Linked DNA regions of Homo sapiens: region 2 is linked to region 1. The links are chromatin loops, found by intact Hi-C in ENCODE. Cell type or tissue: IMR-90. All regions are shown on one strand. Each heading gives the region's core, and the rest is flanking DNA. Links, peaks and the distances in the headings are about the cores only.

Region 1 (5,966 bases), core at 674-5,673:
AAGTTTGTTTCTAATGTGAGAGTGATTGACATCTTTGTCTAATTACATTTAGTTCTTGAATTCTATGGTTGCCTATAATATAATCTAGTCATAAATCTGAATTCATCTAATTATACAAAAATAACTTTCCAATAACAGGAAAAATCATAAAAATCTAACAGCAACAGTGTTCTTTTTTTGATCATTTTTTCATACAAAAATAATATTCTAGGAACTTTTCTAGCTATATTCTAAGTACTGTTAAAAGTCATGAAATACAAAACAAACAGGATAGAACCTTTGCCTTTGAAACTCAGAGTCTAGCATAAAGGAGGTGTGTGCCTAGCACTATGGGAGCAGAGAGCAGGAAGTGATGCTTGACCTGATTCCTGAAAAACATGAACAGAAATGAAAAGCGTGGTAAAGTAGGAAACATGCTTCATTCTTCTCAGTTTTTCTGAATTATCTGAGATAAATTTCCACCTCTTATGAAAAGCTTTCTATATGGACCACCTACCTACCACACCTACATACTCTGCCTATTCATTGCTAAAGATGAACTTTTGATGCTTCAATCTAAAGGCAACCTTGCCACTTGAACACTAGATTCATTCACTATTCAAGGACAATGACAAGCACTTCTCCTGTCTCTACTTTAATGATTACTTTTTACTCTGCATACAGGTCATTTTTATCAGCTTAGAGACATAGGCCAAAATAGGTACAAATGTGTGTTTTTATATGAGGGGATGCTTGGTAACAACAGCAACAAAATCCTGGTAGCTTATTTCACCTCTTGTGAGTCACATCTACCTCGCAATGCTAGAGGGATTTTGTATTTAAATGCTAATTTTCCACAGAATGATACTATCAACAAAGAGAGGTATGCAAGAATGAAATGCAGACCGCCTTGAATTTATACTTGTCCTTTAGTCGTGATTAAGCTCCATGCATAATAAATGGCTCTTAAAGACACATTTATAGTTTTTACTACATACAAAATATGTGAGGCTGAAAGATTTGAGACACAATAGGTGTCTTCAACTGAGAAAATAAGAAAGAAAGGGAACCAGAATGAATGTAGGTTATAGTTAATATTATTACACATCTGGGGTTATAGATCATAGCAGGAGGTTTGGATTCTAATGACTGATTTTTCCCAACTCTTGGATAACTTCTCGGAGTGTTCTTGGAGCACAGGAAACAATACTCCAAAGTGAAGGCATCAGACTCAACTCAGGAGCCAAGTTTATCTGCAAACTTCTTCTGCCCTCCTTTCTCTGACCTCTCATTCTTTCCCAAGGCTACCCATAAAAACTAGAGTCTTGCTTTTCCAAGGTGGATTATAGAAACCAGAGCTCCTTTTCTCCAAAGCCAATGATAAAACCTAGAAATATTATTCTACCTTTCCTCCACCTTTTTGTGTAAGAAGAACTGGTCACAAAGAAATTTACTAATCTACCTTGTTTGATAGTGGGTCATAAGATCCACATTCCAGGAAGTGTCCTGCCCCATACCCAGGAGGGACAAATGCCACACAGAGAGACCAAGAAGAATCTGAACAGGTAGGCCATGCTGAGTTTCCCCATTCATTCTATTAGCATTAAAGCATTCCCTTTTTGCAGTCACAGTTCTACATGACTGCAGAATTCTTCACTGAAACTAATCATAAAAAAATTGTTAGTTTTCTCTGTATCTTTGGGTGTTCATTCTGAAGGTTCCCATGTCACCATAAAATCAGGATCACATAAATTTGTTATGCTTTTCTCTTGTTAACCTGTCTTTTGGTATAGGGGTGTCAGCTGTGACCCTTATGATGGGTCTCTACATCGCATATCTACAATGCCTTTCATATATGGGACCAGGAATAAGAATACTGAACTGAGGATAGACGGTGTTTAGAAAAACAGTAGTGTTTTGATGTATACCTGTTTTTAGTTTGTTTTGACCCTCAACTTAATGTCTATAGGCAGTTTTATAGTCATGTCAATGTCACATAGATTCTGAGTAACAATGATTAGTGACTACAGCATGCTTTCCACAATGTGCAAGGATTGTACTAAGTACACAGTTCTCTCACTTTAACATTAGGTCCGTTTTTAGAGAGTGTCATTCAGTGACATGTAACCATCATTCCTAATATACAGATCAGATAAGTTAGCCTCTAAAACATTTGTCACATTTGCACTGGCTTAAGCCCTATCCCAGAAAGGTATAATTTATTTATTTATTTTAATTAGCAGCCCATGCAGCAATTTAATTGCTATATATTTGCAGGAATGTAATGAAGATTAATGCTTGTTTATCAGATGCTTACTCACTGTGTGTTAGATGCTAATGTAGGAATTGTAGATATTAAAATGGCTCAAATATTATTACTTATTTAAATGAATTTACTGTCATGTGGAATAACACAAATAATGTACATTATTAAAAATTATATATGGCAGTAATATGCGTACGTTATAGGCTTGATAAAATGCTGATGGGATGTTTACTCTCTATGGAGCTGTAACAGAGAACTTAATTCAGAAGAAAGAATATAAGCTGGGTCATGAAGAATGTGTTTACTTTTATCAAGTTTATAAAGAACAGAATTTTAGCTTTATTTCAGACTAAGCTAAAAGGAGCTTGCAGTTGACTTAATTCAGCTTCTTCATTTTAATTATAATGAAACAGCCAGAGTGGTTGTGGGACATAGGGAAATTATGAGGATTTTGAGATAGAAGCTGATTGCAACCCAGAAATATTCGTGGATTAATCATCTTTCTGTTATATAAATTGTACACCTCTGAATGTAAGAAAGGATGCTGACAGTTTTTTTTTTTTTTTTGAACCTCACTGTTTGTTTCTTTCCTGATGACTGTTCACTTCTTTACTAACAAAACTATCACTTTATTTTCTTTTTGTGTCCACTCCTATGTGGCTGGGGGTAAATTCTGATAAGCGGAAATTCCTTTATGCTTCATAACAGTTACTTTGAGGAGAAATATGTGATGCAATTCTGCTCAATATGATGTGACAGAAAGACTTGTGAGGATGGCTGTTCTGTAAAGCTTTTATTCCGGATAAAAGTATGGCATGTCAGTCTGGGTTCCATCAGAGGAAAAGAACAAAACGAGCAAAATATACAAATGAGATTTATTGTAAAGAATTGGGTTACGTAATTGTAAGGGTTGTCTAAGGAAGTAAAAAATGTATAGGGAAGGCTGTCAGGAAATACAGGCTGGAATCTCTCGGTCAGGAGCTGATTCTGCAGTTTGCAGGTAGAATTTCTTCCTTCCTCAGGGAATATTCATGGTCATTCTGAAGGCCTTTCAGGTAATTGGATGAATCTCACTGATTATTCCTGATAATCTCCATTACATAACTTATTGTAGATGCTAGTCACTTGTACAAAATACCTTCAGGGAAACACCTAGGTTAGTGTTTGACCATAAAACTGAGTACTATAGCCCTGTTAAATTGACACATAAAACTGACCATCATATATGGGGGCTAAAAGGTTTTCTGATGAAAGTATTCTTGCAAGGCCTGGAATTTTGTTAGTTCTCTTGGAGCCATTGGGTGAGTTAAACTGATACACCAAACGTGTCAAGAAAGAAAGATGGAAAGAAACTGGGTCCTTGATGACATTGTTAGGCTACTGACTTAATTAATCCTGCGGCTGCCTTTATATGATGGTAAAAATGATTTTCTTTTCAAGCAAAGTGAGTCAGAATTTAGTGTTGCTTGTGGCTAAGAGCATCCTGTTACACTGTACTCCATGTCATGCAGTAGGAACAAGCTCAAAAATAAGTATTAAATCACAAAAATTTGTAAAATCACTAAGTTCTTGCATTATTTTTTTTCTAATGAACTTTATCGGTGAATGAAAATGGTCTCAGCTTAATTTAAAAATTCCACCCAACTTTCTGGTCTCATTTGTTTAATTGTAAAATACTATCATGATTTGTGGTAAGTTATTTCATCAGTGAACAATGATTTGAGCTCCCTTATTAACTACAATATTCGCCTTTGGGACTATCTTAATTAGTGAAGTCCAAAGACACTCCTATCGGCATGTGGATTGAGTTTGAAATTAAAAGTAAAAGTTAAGAAGGGTGTTAAACATTAGTAAATGAGGAGACAGTAAGTGCTTGTCTGCTGAGAATTACCCTGCAGGCTACCCTGCAGGTGATGGTCTTCACTAAAGAAAAAGAGAAATCTGCTGGACATCAAAAGACCAGTTATCTACAACTGGAACTGCAGTAGACAGAAAGAATGATGCAAAATCGACCTGTGACTCAAATATACATGTAGACCTATATACATTATATCCATATACTTACATGTAATCTAGGCTCATATCCGGGCTGACAGATGTGTTACTGAAAAAAATTACTCAAAATTTTTAACAGTGGTTATCTCTTGGTGTGTGGAATATATTTTATATATTATATTCTTCTTTATCCTTGTCCATATTTTCTGTAATAGTAGTTAATATTATAATGTGTAAATATTATTTAAGTGAAAACTCATGATGGGAACTGATACTCAGCATGCTGTAGATTTCCCAAATATGTCCAAATATTTTTTTATTAATAGTTCAGATACTGGAATCAGAATTAGGTAACAATTCTGGATCTACTACCTATTAACCAAGGAACACTGAGCTAGTTACTTTGCTATACCTCAGTTTTCTCATTTATAAAATAGAATAATAATGACAACTTGCTCATATTGTTGTAGTGAGGCCATGAGATAATGCACGTAAACTACATAGTAAAGGCTCAACAAATAGTAGACATTTTCTTGGTGTTGCCATTGTTCCTTGTGTTATAAATGAATTCCATAGAGAATAGGGTCATTTCTGTAAAAAATACACATGCTTAAAATCTAAAGTTGTAAGCACTGCAGCAGAATGTTAATGCAGTATGTTTCCAGGAACACTAAACCCCTCTATAATACCTAGACTTCGTTCTCCACTTGACGCATAACCATAGTTATTATCATAAACCTAATCACAAGGGCCCAGGTACATTAGTTGGGATCTATAATGAGAAACCTTCCCTCTCTGAGCTGCAGCTTGTCAATTCTCATAATTAGCTAAGTGACTAGTATCTCAGGTCCTTTGTACTTCTAAAATCCTTATTTCTACAGTTTTTCCCAGTTTAATAAGAAAAAAAGAAAACAGTAACAACTCTGAATGGAGAATAAAATTGCAGGTGAGAGAATCAACACATTTCTAAGTATTTATCAAGCAGCTGCCATTCAGGAAATCCTTTTCTATATAAAAAGGGGAGTGCACATGCCAATATTCCCCCTTTTACCGCAATAATGTAAAACTATCCCCTCAACACACACACACACACACACACACACACACACACACGTTATAGGCCGAGTTCTTATTATTTGAATTGTATCAGCTGGTAAAAGAATTGTAGATCTCTACACAAAATGACATTTGTGCTTTGTTTTTAGTAGTTTTCTGTGGCAAATATGGAGCAGTTTACACTGTCAGAAGAAATAGAATTGTGCTTATGTTTCACATCCTACATAGTTTATCTCACTGGTTTCATGTTGGTGCCAGGTGTGGGTGATGGCAGTCTGTCATGCTGCACTGACACAAGCTATTGACTACTGAGACATTCACAAAAGTATTCAATACTTAATAACACTGTCCTGATTTGACTTGCAGGAAATTTATATGTATACAAATTTTGTGCAGTAGAAACGAGAGGGATTTTTTAGACACTTGGGCTAAGGTATAAGCCTAGATAAACTTAAGTAACTTTAACTGTGATTTGGCTTCTGTGAGCCTAGTTTTTTTAGTTTTTTTTCTATAAGTATAATGCTGACCAACTTTTAAAACTGTGAGGCTACAATAAGTAACTTAAAAAGAGCCTCTAACATGCTTCTGAGACATCATCAAAACATGTTGACTTTCTTTTCTTTCTCAATTGCTTGTATTACTTAGCAGCCTAATACGTACATGCATACAC
Region 2 (5,966 bases), core at 557-5,556, 250 kb before region 1:
CCCCTACCACCCATGAGAACTCTGTCTTCTTAGGCAGTCGCTAGCCTGCTGCACTGGCCAGTGGGGATTCCAAGCCAGTCGGTTTTAGCTTGTGGAGTTCTGTGGGAGCGAGACCACTTGGCTCCCTGGCTTCAGTCCCCTTCCCATGGGAGTGGACGAATCTCCTGCTTCACAGAAGTTCCCAGAGCCAGAGGATGCAAGTACTCCTGGGTCTCAGAGCCTGCCCAAACAGCCACCCACCTGCACAGCCGCTAAGAACCTTCCCAGCTCTGTGCTCGAGACCCAAGGCCCAGGTGGCATGGGCTTACGAGGGGACTTCCTGACCAACTGGCTGCAAGGATCCATGGGAAAAGTGTGGTTTTTCATGGAGCGGTAGCACAATCCCAGTAAGGGTCTGTTTTCTAGTTCACAGGCAGATGTCCTTTCATTGTAACCTCACGTAGCAGAATGGGAAGAAAGCTCACTGGAGCTTCTTTTATAAAGGCATGAATTCCATTCATGAGGCCTCTACCCTCACCTCTCAAAGGCCCCATCTACTAACATTAATTATAACATTGGGGGCGGGGCTAGTCTTCCACGTATTAATTTTGGGGATACAGAAACATTCAGTTCATTGCACTCACTTTAATAACCCAACTCTAAAAAAGTTTCTTCATTGGCACTTTATAGTTACTGATTTTTCTACTGCCTATTATCTTCCTCATAATTTTATTTTATTTCTATTGTGGTTTACATTCAATGATCCTTTAATAAAATGAATTATATTCACCTATCTTCCTAACTTCATTGTCTCACTCTGTCTGAAAATTCACCTAACAAACCTCCAATCTCAGTTCGGTAGTGGTACTCTCTCTTTTTTTCCCCGTGGACTTAGAAAAATACACAGTCCTACCAACTGAGTTGAATTTAAGCTTATGACCATATAAGCCATGAGAGGAGCCCATAAATTCTGCTATAATTAATCTGGTCCTCTTGACTATTTAAGGACTTTACACTAATAGTTATTCTACTTTCTCTTTATCATCTGTTTTTACTTGTTTACTAATCACCATTACTCTGTACAAACACTGTAATTGTTACAAAACCCTTCTGTGAATGCGCACCTCTGCCTACCTCCTACCTTCTGTCATAACCACACATCCCCACTGATTTCCTCACAAATACCACAAACTAAACAATCTGTCTTTTCCCACAAATAGCTAATTAGTGATGAGTACTTGAAATCAGGTATGTGGTAAAAATAGAGGGGAGGGTCTTCATTCGCAAGTTTTATGACTGCTAAGATATTAATGTTGACAGGTCAAGAATAACCCTATAGCTTTTTATGTGCTTGCTTGTTTTTCCTGTTTTTAATATTATTCATAATAGTAAAATAAATATTAGAGTGCACAAAGTGTGGGAATTTTGTACTGTACAAATTACATTTCCCACAATTACCTTCCCTGTATGTTTCCAGGTTAAATTTGGCCACACGGTAAATATTAACCAGACTGTGAAGGCAGAAGGGAAGCAGCAGCTTTACTTTTAATTTGTAAGATAGTGGATAGTGACACCATTAATTGAGGCTGGAAATCATGAAATTGGAGTTGGGAATGATAAAGGAGTTTGTGGAATTGTTAATTCTTACATATCTGTGTAGCATCCAGATAAAGATACCAAACGTCACTTATCAGGATAAAAAATACGTTTTATTTTTAGGATAAACAACTCTTAATTTTCCAGAGACTGTCCCATTGTAGCACTGAAAGTTCAGCATCTCAGGAAACTCCTTAGTCTTGGGCAGATGAAGAGATGGTCATCCTAGTTTTCATTTTTAACAAATATCATCTTACAGGACAGGTCACATTGTCTAACTGGTGTCCCAAAAGTATTTTATTGAACAGAAAGTTCTAGAACAGTGCTGCTATTCAGTGAGTTAAAATGTAAGCCCTAAATGCAAGCCAGACATGCAAATTTACATTTGCTCATAGCCTCATATTTTAAAAAGTTTAAAAAATCCTATTAGTTTTAATTATATATTTAATATAGCCTTGAATATTCACAATATAACTATTTTGACATATAATTAATATAAAATTATGGTAATATAGATAGTAATGAGATATTTTCATAAGTCTTTGAAATCCAATGTGTATTTCACATTTATATGTCATCTCAATTCTGATTAGCCACATTTCAAGTGCTTAATAGTCACATGTAGCTAGTGGCTATTAGCATAAATAACATCATCTTTCTGGAGAAACCTATGACAGAACAGATGTGTTCAAAATGAACTAATTGGCCTATTTTTGGCACGGAGGTAGAGTACATAAGAGAATGGGGTATAAAATTAGACAAATATGCTTAAGTTCTTCCTTACTATTTACTGGCTGGAAGATTTCAGGTGAAAATTTTAAATTTTTCCAAGTTTCAGATTGTATATGTTATGGTATATAATGTGCCTAGCACTACAAAACATATCATTAATAGCACATGTTAGATTATCCTATTATTTTTGCTATTTTAAAAATTGTTTCTGGAAGCAGGAAGTAAAAGAAAGAAAATCTGGTTGATCATGGGGTGGCCAACATTAAAGCCAATACTTCCCAATGATGGGACAATAGCGGGCCTTTATTACTAAGACTTATTTTCAATGATTATGTGAATTAACTAGGCAGTAAGAAAAATATAAAACACATTGTACTCAAATTGGAAATTTAATTTAAATATTTGGGTTATAGTAGAATTCATTTTGAACTTCTCTCATTTTATCTCTCCAAAAATGTGAGAGTTGGTTATTACTTAAAACTTTTAGATATCCATTAAACAGTGTACATACTGGGTAGCAGCAACCATCATCACACTATTGCCAATTAATTTATAATTTCTATTAGCATAAGATGCATAGTATAAAGCAGTTAATAGATTATTTTAGTGATATACACTTATGTATCCAGACTTCAGTCCTTTATTTGTAGAATTTCAAGGGCCTATAAAGTGGTTGTTTTCTTTATTCAGCTTTAATTTACTGCATTTTTTAGGCTATCCACTATATTACAGTTCTGTGTGGATGTAAAATTGAAAAGCATTTTTGGATAACTTACTATTTTTGTTTTACTTTTTATGGGGTGTACGTGCTATTGTTTTACATGCAATGATTGCATAGTGGTCAAGTAAGGGTTTTTAGGGCATCCATCTCCCAAATAACATTCATTGCACTGATTAACCATTTTCTTGTCATCCTCCCCTCCTCCAAGCCCCTACCCTCACTTTTCCAAGTCTTCGTTATCTGTCACTCTACTCTCTACATCCATCTGAACACGTTATTTGAGCATCCATTTATGAGTGAGAACACGAGATATTTGTCTATCTGTGCTTGGCTTGCTTCATTTAAGATGATGACCTTCAGTTCCATCCATGTTCCTGCAAAAGACATGATTTCATTCTTTTATTGACTGAACAGTATTCTATTGTGTATATATACCACATTTTCTTTATTCATTCACCTGTTGATGGATGTTTAGGTTGATTCCAAATCTTTGCTAGTGTGAATGGTACCCGAGATAAACATATGAGTTCAGGTATCTTTTTAATGTATTGATTTCTTTTACTTTGTGTAGATAAGCAGTAGTGAGATGGCTGGGGAAAATGATAGCTCTAAACTTACTCTTGAACGCAAGCTAAAATAGATGTATTTAATCAAATTTAGAACATCTTATAGAGTGCATTCTTATCAAAATTTATTAAATGGTTCCTATTTTCTCTGCATTTTGTCATATTCTAGAGCTACACAGACGAATAGGGATTGAACTTGATCAAGGATGTCATAGACAAGTAAAGGAAGAAACATCCGTAAAACACAGTCATATACACACACATCTCCAAAATCTTAAAACCTGTAATCAGATTATAGATGTTTAATTAGAAAAGCTATGTGAAGCACAATGGACAGAAGTATTAATGTTTGCAGGAGGTATCTGGGAAATCCACAGAGGGGATATAACTTTTCTATAACTAGAGTGGTTACCATTATGCATGAAGCACCAAAAAAGAGAGTGGGGTAGTGAAAAGAACATATCATACCAAGGGAGTAGCCTCAACAAAGCTCAGAAGCTAGAGAGTGCATGATTTGTTCCTGAGCAGTGAGTAGTCTTATGCGGTTAAAAATATAAATTTTATCATCTGTAGCAATTTGAAATGAGGATAGAAATTTCATCTTGGTTCATTTAGTAATGTGGCTGAAATGTAGAGGCCTCTCTCTAGTTTCACTTTCAAAAATATAGGTTGTTTCTTCTCACCTAGTTCATACATTTTCACTGTCTTTTCATAAAGTGCTAAACTCTAGCAATTTAGGGCCCCCTTTTTCATGATATATTTAAGCATAATTTTTACTAAAGTAATATTAGTTGTAAGAGTATATATATATAATACATTAGACAACATATATTTACTTATAAATACATTATGTTTATAAAGATACACAGAAATGAAAGCATTCAAACTATACAATTTTTTCTTTTTCTGAGATAGTCTCACTCTGTTGCCCAGGCTGGAGTGTAGTAGTGTGATCTTGGCTCACTGCTGCAACCTCCACCTCCCAAGTTCAAACAATTCTTGTGCCTCAGCCTCCCAAGTAGCTGGGATTACAGGCATGTACCACCATGCTCGGCTATTTTTTTATTTTTTATATATATTTTTTGTATTTAGTAGAGATGGGGTTTCACCATGTTAGTCAGGCTGATCTCCAACTCCTGACTTCAGGTGATCCACCCACCTCAGCCTCCCAAAGCTCCGGGATTACAGGCATGCACCACCACGCCCAGCCCGAGGCTTTATATTTTATTCTAAGAACACGAAAGATTAAAGAGGTGATGGTGCTGCACTGTGATTTCCAGTGTACTTTACTAAAGGAATATGGATTTCATAAGAGCTGGTCAAAGGAAGTAGGTCCTGACCTAAAGCAAAGAGTCTTGGATCTCCAACCAGTTTATTCTTTATTTGCAAGATCTTCCCCTTCGGCACAGATTTCAAGAAATCATATTCCAAAGATAGCCCTGCTAAGGGTTAGAGGCCTTAATCTGTCAAGAATAACAATCTTTCTCATTTTCTTGTTCATATAGTGTGCCGTCAGCCATTTTACTTTCGAAGAATTCCAAGACACGTTGCATTATTTACTTCTGAGCCTAGTATGTGTTTTTATGTTCCCAATTATTTTTGCACAAATTTTAATATGGATAACTTCTCCACCTGTGTCAAGAAAGGAAGTACCTGGCTTTTAAATTTTTTTTCTAAAAAATAATTTATTAATTTTTAATTTTTGTGGGTACATAGTAGGTGTACATATTTTTGAGGTACATGAGATATTTTTATACAGGCATGCATTGCATAATAATCACATCATGGACAATGGGGCATCCATCTGCTTAAGCATTTATCCTTTGTGTTATAAACCATCCAATTGTGCTCTTTTAGTTATTTTAAAATGTACAACTAAATTATCTTGACTATGGTCACCCTGTTGGGATATCAAATACTAGGTATTATTCTTTCACTTGGCCGTTTTTATTGGCTTGCCAAATGTGAGCAAAGAGAGAAAGGTGAGGAATGGGTCTTAAAACTGTTACTTCTCAGACATCAAAAATAGATTCAGACTTTTATTACTGATTCACCTCAGAGTGGTTTTGCAGAAAACTATTATTAATTACCTAAAACAAAGATTTATTGTGAGTATAACACCATATAACCAATACTATAATGTAGCTGCATATATTTTCATCATGTTAACATTAGAACAATGTACACGTTACAAAAAATAGCCAAAGCAGATACTCTTTCCATTTGGAAAAGTCCTTGTGTTATTTTTCAGTTTTTTTCTATGTACTTCAGGGGACTACTACCATAGAGAAAAGAAGGAAAAAAAATATTTAGCTGAGGTCAAAAATCTAGCAATTTGAGTATGTAGGAGCTTGAGACTAGTTCCATCCAAC

What was found. A loop is a pair of places that touch in the nucleus more often than their neighbours do. Peaks named below come from ENCODE experiments on the same cell type or tissue, not always from the same donor. Only the 100,000 strongest peaks of a DNase experiment are listed, where the experiment ranks them.
Region 2: a loop joins it to region 1, with 21 times the contacts of the local background. A loop is called at or near these places in 1 of 110 quality-filtered maps.

What each region holds. Positions count from the first base shown.
Region 1 is chr11:23,954,509-23,960,474 of GRCh38, reverse strand. No RefSeq gene overlaps it. Among named protein-coding and RNA genes, the nearest start is that of LINC02726, 230 kb to the right of the region's middle. In IMR-90, for the core only: no CTCF peak of the experiment used is centred there; a DNase peak (open chromatin) is centred at 2,954; H3K27ac peaks cover 766 bases.
Region 2 is chr11:24,206,763-24,212,728 of GRCh38, reverse strand. No RefSeq gene overlaps it. Among named protein-coding and RNA genes, the nearest start is that of LINC02686, 58 kb to the left of the region's middle. In IMR-90, for the core only: no CTCF peak of the experiment used is centred there; no DNase peak of the experiment used is centred there.